Linked DNA regions of Homo sapiens: region 2 is linked to region 1. The links are chromatin contacts, found by Hi-C or POLR2A ChIA-PET in ENCODE. All regions are on one chromosome and are shown on one strand. The core of a region is the stretch at or near the end of the contact, and the rest is flanking DNA. Distances in the headings are between cores, read along the strand shown.

Region 1 (7,808 bases), core at 3,900-6,399:
TGAAAAAATTAAAAAGAAAAAAACAAGGAAAAAGAAAAATACATATATAAATTCTTCCCAGGCTCCTTCCCTTGACTCCCAAACTGCTAGACCAGAAAATTCACAAGGTCTGAGACTCCCCGTTGTTGGTACTTTGGCGGCCAGCCCAGGCCAGTCCTGGGACAGGGACCACTTCAGAACGATCACCCGGAACCCTGTTAAAATCCAGGACAGGAGAGGGCCCAAGTGCCCTGCCTGATTGCTAATGAGCCCCCAGGTGACTCTCACGCTGCCGACCCCCCCGATCTCTCTCAGATGCCCCAGATGCTCTCTGAGGTCCCTTCCAAGTCCAACATCTTATGAAGCCTTTGGGAAAATAATCAGTTACCAATGGCAAAAAGCAGAGATGTAAATGTGAAAAGTGATATTATATTGGTCTAATTTCAAATGGCTATCACTGTCTATAATCTGTAAGACTCTTGCTAGGGAATGAGGCTTGTGTTTGCGTATTAAGCAAGACAAAGGTTGTTTTTGTATCATAATGTATGAGAAGGAAATATTCTTTTATCCAAAATAAAATGAATCCATACTCTAGGTAAGAACTTTGGAGCCGTGTTTCTCTTTAGTTTCTGTATGGTAGAATTTTTTTTGTTAATTATCTTTTTCCCCTGTCTTTCTGTAGCAGCAGCACTCTGGGGGAATCTCAGATGCATTGTGCTAAGTGAAAGGAGCCAGGCTCAAGACTCCACACTGCGTGGTTCTATTTCTGTGAGTGTCTAGAAAAGGCAAACTACATGGAGGGAGAAACATGAGGGTTGGACCGAGGTTTGGAGAAGGGAGCATTTGATAACAAAGGGGCAACACCCAGAATGTTGGGTGATATGGAGCTTTGCTGTCTCTTGCTGATAGTGGTGGTTACACAACTCTGTTATTTGTTGTGTCTGTTAATGACACACCAAATAACACACCAAAAAAAGTGAATTTTATTGTATGTAAATTAAAAGATAAAATTTTTTTAAAGGAGTAAGAAAATGAAGTCAAAATAAAATTAACAGTTAACTAGGCAGTAGCCAAAGGAGGAGAAGGACAATGGTGGTTATCAAGCATTTTGTAACAACAGAAAAGGTGGAGTTCTATTTAAAGCATGTCCTATTCAGGAACATTTCAAATAAAGATAAGAGGGGAAAAAAGCTGTGCATCACAGCCAGTTCAAACCCCCTCCCCATGCCCACTGCCCCACTTTTGGCTCGTAACCTTTTTTCTTACTTGGCCAATGTGGTGTGTGTTTGTATTATCGTAGCGGAACCAACTCAATATAATGCTAACTTAAAGAATTTTTTTTTCTCTCATATATATAGACCGCTTTTCAGTCTAAATGCAAAATAGATATAACTCTTGGTCCTGTCCCTGGGCTGTGCCACAGATCCTGAGCAGTCACCCTGGAAGACAGGCGGCCTGCTTGCTCAACTCACCGGGAGCCCGCCTTTGGAAGGCCACCCACACGCCTTTCCTCTCTGCTTCCACCTGGGGCAGACTCTGCAGGGCTGTTAGCTGCTTACTACCTGCAGAGGCCCCATGGGGTAATGACAGTCACATGGCACAATGGGAACACACCATCTCAGCCATGAGTCATGCCATGCTCTTGGGTGTGAAGATGACCTAAGAATACCAGGAAAATATTGGCACGTGCCATTGGCACATGAAAATTAGTAACCTGCGCCTGTGAGTGAGGTCGTAAGTATAGACAATTAGCTCTTTTAATTGCCAATCATCGTGTGATCCTGGTAGCTCAGTAGTTGCCGCCTATGCTAATTGTCACTCTCTAACCGTGTAAGTGGAGGCCACCAGCACAGCATCCGTAACCTCTTCATGACATCCAGGCTGCATGAGGGTGATGCTCTGAGCATTGACACATTGCATGTCAGCAGTGCTAAATTAGAAAGAGCGTTTCATACCCATTCGCGGCCTGACAGCCAAAGCTCTCTGCATGCTGCCTGCAGCTCCAGAATCTGCTTCCTCCTGGCCCTTTCCTCAGGTGCAGTCTGGGCTCTCAGGGCCCTGAACTCATCCACAATCAGACTCCAAGTCTTCTTAGAGGACAAGCAGGCTTAGGAAATCACATCAGTCTATTACACAATGATTCACATTTAGACAAATGAAATGCATTTATTGCTAAAAGCACAGAGGTAATAAAAGGCTTTCCCAGAAAATCAACTTTTCCAACACATGCCAGGCAAAATCATATCCAGAATATAAAAAGTTTGGGCTAAAAGCCATTGAGCACAACCACCCATGTGCTGCCTATTTTTAGAATAAGGAGCAGGGGTTTTCAGACACTGATACTATGGGTGGGGAAGAGGAGATCATCCACTTTTTCTCTGCTTTAAAATGTACATCTACCCCAGTCAAATCATTTCAGATAAAACTATATAATAGCATCTTAGAATTATAGGTGGTACCTTCTGGGATTTGAAAATTTGTCTATAGAGATAAAGCATGACAGAAACCAGTGGCTTCCCAGACTTCGCCTTCACTCCTGAATCTAATTCGGTCCTGACCCACTTTCAGTTCTGCTGCCCTGTGGGCTGTGTCCCAGACAGTTTTCGAAATTTCTGTCAGTATCACCATCAGACAGACCAGATTCCATACAAGGAAAGCTAGGTCTTGGTTTCTTCAGATTATTTCCCTGGCAGACTTTTCTTTTTTTTTTTTTTGAGACAGAGTCTCACTCTGTTGCCAGGCTGGAGTGCAGTGGCACGATCTTGGCTCACTGCAAGCTCCGCCTCCTGGGTTCACGCCATTCTTCTGCCTCAACCTCCCGAGTAGCTGGGGCTACAGGAGCCCACCACCACGCCTGGCTCATTTTTGTATTTTTAGTAGAGGCAAGGTTTCACCATGTTGGCCAGTGATCCGCCTGCCTCAGCCTCCCAAAGTGCTGGGATTACAGGCATGAGCCATCCCGCCCAGCCCCTGGCAGACATTTTTAAAAAGCATTCGGCTAAGTGTTTTTTTCCAAATGTCACTTTAAAGGTGTAGACTCTCCTTCCTTTTCGAACTGTTCTCTATCACATAAGCTCATTTGCAGGAAAACCTGGAAGGGACATAATCTCGGTCGCCGGGCAACATGCCTGTGATGTCACAGCTTGTCTTCTTCATCTTTGCCTTTACTCAGCTCCTCTTTTGTTTGTTTGTTTTTAGGTCAAGGTTATTGAGGCATAATTGACATGCAAGTCATTGAATATTGACAAATGTATACAGCGATAGAACCACCAGAATCATGCTATGGAGAAGGTCCATTACCCCAGAAACTTTCCTTGTGCCCTCTCAGTTAGTCCCTCCCCTCCACCTCCAGTCCTGGCAGCCACTCATCTGTTTTCTGTCTTTAGTTTCGCCTTTTCTAGAATGTCATAAAAATAGCATCAGACAGTAAGTAGCATTTTGTGTCTGGCTTCCTTCACATAGCAGAATGCCTTTGAGATTCAGCCTCAACTGCTGCACACATCGGGCATTTTGTTCATTTTTATTGCCAAATAGCAATCCCAGGAGTGAGCTAATTTAATAAAACCAGGATGAACATTCTCATACAGGTCTCGGTGTGGATATAGGCCTTCGTTTCTCTTAGGTATATACCTAGGAGTGGGATTGTTGGGTCCTGTGAACTTTAGAAGAAATTGCCAAACTGTCTTCCAAAGAGGCTGCACCCTTTTGCGTTCCTGCCGGCAGCCCATGGAATTCGAGGTGCCATCCTTCCCAGCTCTTGGCGTGGCCACCTTTTTCTGTGTATGTTCACCATTTGAGTCCATCACAGTTATATCTCTCTGTGGATTTAATTTGCTTTTCCCTAATGACCACTGAAGTTTAGCATCTTTTCATGTGTACAACTTATTTGGTGCAGTGTCTGCTCAAATCTTTTGCCAAATTTTGCAGTTGGATTGTTCATATCTTTAGTATTGAGTTTTGAGAGTTCTTTATATGTTCCGGAAGAAGTTGTTTATCAGATATGTGTTTTGCAAATATGTCTCCCAGTCTGTCCCCTGCCTTTTTATTTTTAACTGTATCTTTTGACAATCAAACTTTTTAAATCTAGCTAACTTTTTCTTTTATAGGTTGTAATCTTTGTGTCTTATCTAAGAAAGCTTTGCCTAATCCAAAGTCACAAAGATTTTCCCCTGTGTTTTCTTCTAGAAGCGATACAGCTTTAGCTCTTACATTTAGGTCCATTTGGAGTAAATGTCTGTATATCAAGTGACATAAAGGTGAAGGTGTGTTTCTTTACATGTGGATGTTACTTACTTTGTATTGACATTAGTGCTACAGTCTGCATCACATAATTTTGGAGGGCAGAAATTCCAAGGGTCCATATAGTTCTACCTCATATAACTGAAATTCTTAATAAAGAATAGTACCCAGGGGTGGGACAAATGTTTTATATACTAAATAAGGAGACAGAGATAGAAAGTGTCCAACTTAACCTCAGCTCTGTGTTGCATGGAATAGGCTGCTGATAGTTATCTGTGTAATATACTGTACAAATACTAGCCTTTACATTATTGTTACCTTGGAACATGCTACTAATTTCATCTTGCCAGGGTAGTCTAAAAATTGCTCAGAAATGCTAACTGACCATCCTCAAAATCAACGAATATTTCTAAATTTTGGCCGGTGGAATTATTTTTCTAGAGCCTAAAAAGTAGTCCTTTCCACCTTTTGGGACATTTTACGTATTTGAAATGTGTGGCAAAGAGCTCACAGAAATTAACTAGGTCTTAGGTTGGAATCCCCGGAGGATCACCAGGAATTGCAGCCTTGGACAGGCCTTGAAGGTCTGGAACACACTGCGGAAGGGAGGGAGGGTCCGCCCTGGGGAATGGAGAGGATATGGGCGTCTGCTGGGCGCCAGTGCCCATAAAAGGTGAGACAGGAAGAGTCCGCTTAGGAAGGAGAAGGGATTTCCTACTATTCAGATTTCGGCTGGTAAGTCATGAAAAGCTCATTCTTATTCTACCAGTAAAATACTGTACTGTAGATTAAAAATCCTGATGTGTAGTGAAGCCAGTTTTATCCTGGGCAACACTGTTTTTATCCTTCTCTGATAAATGAAACTCTTTCTACTCCCTTACCCAGGGAATATTTTAAGGTTAATGAACAATGAATGGAAACCACAGGGTTGTGTGATGTGGGGCCCTGATGCGTCATCCATCTGTCCACCTTTGTTTAAGTCTGAAGCTGTAGGGCTACACTGCGTGTGCCCGTATCTGATCATCTTTTGCCTCTTTTCTCAGAAGTGAAATTCCCCAATTGATGAATGCGGGAGTGTCGGGACCCTGAGCGCATTCTCTCCACGGTCGTGGTATTTGAGTAATGTGGGTTCAAGTCTGGATTTGTTGCCTTTTCAGACTGCAGCTTCCAAAACCAGCCCGGATGGCCCATGTGCGCACCAGCCATGACTTCAGAGAGGGAAAACAATGGGCAGCCCCCGCGCCCCGTCCTCACGATAGTCAAAATGGAGTCTGTCTTGTAGATATCACTGAAGTATAAGGCCAAGACTGATTGAATTAGAGATAATATTTAACCCACATAAATACTCTTATGTTCCTCTGCATGACCCAGTAAGCCAGACCTTTCTACTGAGCCCCAACTCCATGCTTAAGAGGTTTTTCTTATTGAAAGTCACCTATCTCTTCCCTCAGGAATGCCAGGATGGGGGTTATGGTGGTCTCGTGCATTGGTTCTCAAACTGTTATGTACCAAGGAGTATCCTGGGGATCAGTTCAAATGCAGATTCAGGAGTTCTGGGGCCAGGCCTGAGACTCTGCATTTATAGCAAGCCCCCAGGTGACGCCGACACAGACCTCCCTTGGAGCAGTAAGGGCCTGGTGGAGTCAGCCAGCTCCCCAGATCTGAGTGCACCCCGGCCAGCCCTGACACTGGTCCCATCTGAGCCCCTGTCCTCTCTCCTCTCCACTGGAGTTCGTGTCACTACATGCAGTTGCCGTGGGGACAAAATGAGAGAAACCATATTTAAAACTTGTAACAACGCATCATCTCAAAAGATAGAAGCAGTTCAACGATACTGTTCATTATCCTGTTTCTTAGGAAATAGTACCTCTACATGGTCTGGTGGTGGGAGCAGGGCGGGGGGCAGGGGACATGACATTACCACTCCTGTCCACAGCGTCTCCTGGCTTCTGAGTACTTTGTGGAAATATTTTTCTCAAGGATGTTGGAGGAATATTAGGAGCTTTAGAAATTTAGGAGCTTTTGAGATTTATGCAAAGACATTTAAACTAGACTCTTTTCACTTTCTGGGAGTAATTTTTATTTTTAATGTCACTTATCACAAAAGGAAAGAAAGAGATGAAAATAACTTTTCCTGTCGGGACTTTTTGACTGAGGATGGAAGTTGATAAGGACGATGATTAGCACAGAGGAAAACCCTTGGCATGTACCTGGTCCTCCCAGCTGCTCTTTATAGATGCACCACACTTCCTTAGTGGGCAGGAAATCCTGGGGAGAAGCTCCATCCTGATGACCAAAGCGTGGCCTCCTCGGGCCATGCTGTAAATGTCCATTTAATCCCAGCAAGGCAGGCTTTACATTGTGCACAGCGGAGAGGGATCCATCTGGGAGGACTAAGGTCTAACTCACATTCTGCCCAGGCTCTTCCTGGCCCTCTCTCAGCGGGGAAGCTGGATGGAATTCTGTGAAATGTTCCATCTCATCAGAAGCTCAGGATGGACTGTTTAGAAGTGATGCCATCTTGACACTTACTAGAATGGCTATAGCCCAAAAAATGGAAAATCACAGGTATTGGTGAGGATACAGAGGAATTGGAACCTTTGTGCATTGCTGGTGGGAATGTAAAAGGGTGCAGTCAGTGTGGAAAAAGAAATTTAGCAATACCTCAAATATGTGATACTCGTGCACACATATTTACAGCAGCACTATTTAGCAATTCCACTCCTAGGAACACACCCAAAAGAATTCAGAACAGAGACTCAAGTAGTCACTCACACACACATATTCACAGCAGCGCTATCCACAGTAGCCAAAAGGTAGAGACACCCCAGATGTCCACGAACAAATGAATGAACCCATTGTGGTCTATCCGTACAGTGGAATATTATTCAGCCATCAGTGAATGAGGTAATGAACCCCAAAAACATGATCACTAAAAGAAGCCAGACACAAAAAGTCACACATCGTATGACTGATTCTATTTATTGGTAAATCCGTAGAGACAGAAAGCAGAGTGATGGTTGCCAGGGGCTGGGAGGAAAGGGAATGGGGAGTGATTGATTAATGGGTTTGGGGCTTCCTTTTGGGGTGAGGAAAATGTTTGGGAACTAGATAGAGGTGGTGGTCACACAACATGGTGAATGCACTGAAAGGCACCGAGTTGTATCCTTTAAAATGGTTAGCTTTATGCTATGTGAATTTCACTTCAGTAAAAAGAAAAGTTTACAGCATACTCCAGGAAAGGAAAGACTAGAGTTTTTCATTCCAAAGTCAGACTCCCTAACCAAGAAATAAAGATGAGAAAGGGGTTTACTGACAGTGAAAGGAAAATGAGTTCATGATGTGGTTAGCCACTTTCCCCCATCAAAGGGAATTGAGGAAGGGTTGACGAATGCAGATAAGAATGTGGTTTTCATCAATAAGACGTGCATATTTCCATTTTGGTTAGTAGCAGATGTTCCCTTTGAGTTGACTGTATGAAATAATCCCCCTGGTCACTGCTGCTTGTTTGGTTGGCTAAAAAATAATAATAATCCCACTGGATAGATATGTAGTTTATGGGCAATAAAGCGACAGTCCTGATAAGAAAC
Region 2 (3,760 bases), core at 1,261-3,760, 52 kb after region 1:
GTTTTAACAAATACTTGACAACTTTTGCATTTGTCCTTGGGAGATTAGAAATTCTTGATTTTTCATAACTGATATTGTACTGGGTTTTTGCAGAAGCTATCTACAGATCTTGCAGGAAAAAGGAGACAGGTGTTTCGGAATGGCTGTCCTCCGCAACACCTGTCTCCCAGGTATGTCCTCAGTGTTAATAATGATTAATATTAAACATTCTAAGGGCAACACAAAGTTATCCTCTCCTGAAAGAACCCTTAAAGGCATAAATAGCCCTCTCACAATGTGGCTGCAAGAGCTTAAGGCATTAATCTGTATGTGGAGGAAAATGAGGTTTCCCTTAACCAGCTCTGGTGAGGAGTACCCACTTGCGTGTCAGCATGCTCTGGAATGCAGCCAGGCGTCTGCAGACATAGGTGTCTTGCAGTTGTGCCACAGGCGATGTGCATGAGTGTGATGGCACTGCCTTGATTGCAGGGGCATACACGTCTTTTTTTTTTTTTTTTTTTTTTTAATGAAATGGAATCTCGCTCTGTCACCCAGGCTGGAGTGCAGTGGCACAATCTCAGCTCACTGCAACCTCCGCCTTCTGGGTTCAAGCGACTCTCCTGCCTCAGCCTCCTGAGTAGCTGGGATTACAGGCATGTGCCACCACACCTGGCTGATTTTTGTATTTTCAGTAGAGACGGGGATTTCACCATGTTGGCCAGGCTGGTCTCAAACTCCTGACATTAGGTGATCTGCCCGCCTCAGCCTGCCAAAGTGCTGGGATGACAGGCGTGAGCCACTGTGCCAGGCCGCACACATCTTCAATAGTGTTTGTCTAATGAAACCATGGAAGCCATTGTGGACAACTTTCCACCCGAGATGAAACATCCTTCCACAGGGTCCTGGGCAGGTTCCTGCAGCCTCTGCTGGAGTCCCACTTGTCACCTAGAACCTGTGGCACATTGGAACCCTCTTGTTGCTAGAAAGTTCCTCCCTGGAATACAGCCTGCCTCCCAGGGAGTTCTCACCGGGCTGTTCCTGAGCCACACAGTTGACTTCCTCATAACCACACACCCTGAGAGAGGCGGCCACATCTCCCACAGACGTCTCATGAACAGGCAGAACTGACCCCGGGAACACATACTTTCTTTTAATGACATCGTTCCATGCCCTTGGAATTCTGAGCAACCTTCTAGGACCCCCACTTATCAGGATTCTTTTCCAACTGGGCTCTAGAAACTGAATAAAGCGCTCCCCATGTCTGGAATATCACACAGAACATCGGGACTGTTGCGCCCTTAGGTTGAACATCTTGCAAATGTTCCCAGTGAAGACTAATTGAACCCTGCCCCTCCCCTGACCTCCACTCAGATAGCTGATTTAAGCCTCAATGCAGAAGTGTCTGTCCGTCCCTGATAGATGGTATCTTTCGGAATTTTGTGTTGCAGCCCGTAGGGATTGTTCCAAACCCTGACCCTGTTTCCTTTCATATGATGCGTTTCTCCATGTTTTGCAAAATTGGGAAGCAGGCTTCCTGTGTCTGTATCAAGGCCCTGGTAAAAACAACTCTGCATTCGAATGAAGCAAAGGAAGTCTCCATGCCTCTGCCCCAGGGGTTGGTCTCTGTGGTTTTGTTGCCCTGCTGGAAGTGTCTAAATATTTAGAAGTGTAACATTGCCACTCTCATGATTTCATATATACTAAGTTTAAGCATTCATGATTTTGAGAGAAGGATAATAATTCCTGAACAGCTTCTTGCTGTGAGTATGAAAGTTCTCTGGTAATTGTGATTGGAGTGCCCAGCCATGTGTGCGTGAACGCCACACGGGGCTCCCCTGTAGGGGGGAATGGATGGGATGCACCCATTATCAGGTGATTTGGACAGTTGCCCACGTGAGTTGGGAGCCTGTTCCACCATCAAATGTGAGCCCTTACGTCATGAACAGGGAGGCTGGGGCAGGCTGGGGGTGGGTGGTGATTGAGGAACTGATCAGTTTCTGAAACGCATGTCACTTTTTATGGTGCTGAAATATACTGCCCTTCTGTCGCCACATGCAGAAGAGGATAAAATGCCCAATTCAAGGATTGCAAAAATCAGAGAGTCTATTCCAGATCTAAGACCCACACATGCAAACCCAAGTGCATGGCTCCCTGGGTACAGTTTGTAACATTGCCAGTGAAAGTCATGTCTCTTCATTGTGAGTAAATCACACCGTTAAAACTCTGAGTACGGTCTAGCTGATTAACGTCAGGTTAATCCAGATCCTTTATTCTGTATTCCAGTTACTCCCAGCTCCCAGGCAGTGATGGCTTTACCGGCCCAGGAGGTCCCCGGGCCCTGCTCATTGGATCTTTTTGGTGGGATACACCCCACAGAACACAGAAAACATTCCCTTTTCCGTATCCATACATAGGAGTGCCGAGCCTGCCGTGTACTTGATCTTGTCCCACAGAATCACCTGCCAGTCTCATCGTTGCAGGCTTCTCTCCTGCATGCACAGCGGGGGTGGTGGTGACCTCAGAAGCCTTTCCTTCTGAGCACTGCGTGACTGTCAGCTGTGGGAGTTCATTCTGAGGCCATGTCAGGGCTGACTGCACCGAAAAAGGAAGTGACCTGATGAGATCATTTTATCCAGTGGCACCCACAAAAGACACAGGACAGCTGCCTTCCCTCCATCCGCAGATGGGACTTGATGATTTTCTTTTTTCTTTTTATTTTTTTCTCTTTTGAGATGGAATCTCACTCTGTCGCCCAGGCTGGAGTGCAGTGGTGCGATCTTGGCTCACTGCAAGCTCCGCCTCCCGGGTTCACGCCATTCTCCCGCCTCAGCCTCCTGAGTAGCTGGGACTACAGGCATCCGCCACCACACCTGGCTAATTTTTTGTATTTTTAGTAGAGACGAGGTTTCACCGTGTTAGCCAGGATGGTCTCGATCTCCTGACCTCGTGATTCACCCGCCTCGGCCTCCCAAAGTGCTGGGATTGGGACTTGATGATTTTCATGGTCAATACAACAGAGGGGTGTCGTTCCTCTTTGAAGCGTTTCCCAACCGACAGTGACGGGTTTCTACCAGGGAGATGTTACGGCAGGCAGCGTTTTGGCTCTGACGGCCCTGTTCGTTCCTGCCTCCCTGGGATTTTCCATCCCGAAGTGCTGTTCCTCACTCAGCACAACCTAGAAGGTCCCACAAAAAGCTATTCTTTGGGGCTTATTTGCAAAGCAGGGGAACCCATGAATTATGCAAATCGAGGTCCAAGGAGGCGTTGTTGGCTTGTCCACCTTCACTCAGTTTTAGGGCTGGGGGGCCGAATGGCGGGGCAAGCAGAAGAAACATAACCAACAGAACGACATGGCGAAGGTTGTAGGTTCCAAAAAGGGCGACAGGGACAAGGGCTCGAGCTGAGGAATGCCTTCTGAGGACCCCATAGCCAAATTTTTGCTGTTTCCAGCCTCTTTTTGACTCTTCTCTTAGAACGTCACCATGCTAACTTGTGGTTTGGGGCCCACCCATGTTTCCTTTTAGGGTTCATAGGACCCCGAGGATCCAAAGGTGCAGTGGGCCTCCCTGGCCCAGATGGATCCCCAGGTCCCATCGGCCTGCCAGGGCCAGATGGGCCCCCTGGGGAAAGGGGCCTCCCTGGAGAAGTCCTGGGAGCTCAGCCCGGGCCACGGGGAGATGCTGGTGTGCCTGGACAGCCTGGGCTTAAAGGCCTTCCCGGAGACAGAGGCCCCCCTGGATTCAGAGGTGAGTGCCCCATCGGGGAGCCGGGGGCCCCATCC

The links. Hi-C counts contacts between places; a loop is a spot of excess contacts on that map. ChIA-PET counts read pairs that join two places held with the same protein, here RNA polymerase II (POLR2A). Pooled maps may share reads with other maps.
Region 2: a loop to region 1 is called in a map with no recorded cell type, with 6 times the contacts of the local background. The contact joins two enhancer-like sites. A Hi-C loop is called at or near these places in 2 of 37 single-sample maps with no recorded cell type and 4 of 50 pooled maps. POLR2A ChIA-PET finds 5 or more read pairs at or near these places in 1 of 52 experiments (activated B cell).

The regions. Positions count from the first base shown.
Region 1 is chr13:110,414,307-110,422,114 of GRCh38, forward strand. The region is part of intron 4 of COL4A2 (collagen type IV alpha 2 chain); the gene reads left to right. Among named protein-coding and RNA genes, the nearest start is that of COL4A2-AS2, 45 kb to the right of the region's middle. Within about 2 kb of position 5,150, at least 8 of the 41 ENCODE cell types and tissues checked have a DNase peak (open chromatin) inside an H3K27ac peak, as active enhancers do.
Region 2 is chr13:110,469,426-110,473,185 of GRCh38, forward strand. COL4A2 (collagen type IV alpha 2 chain) reads left to right here. Exons shown (of 48, transcript NM_001846.4): 29 at 3,504-3,725. Among named protein-coding and RNA genes, the nearest start is that of COL4A2-AS2, 8.0 kb to the left of the region's middle. RefSeq lists a silencer at 306-511 and enhancers at 2,081-2,180, 2,251-2,490, 2,501-2,550, 2,671-2,810, 3,539-3,760. Within about 2 kb of position 2,511, at least 11 of the 41 ENCODE cell types and tissues checked have a DNase peak (open chromatin) inside an H3K27ac peak, as active enhancers do.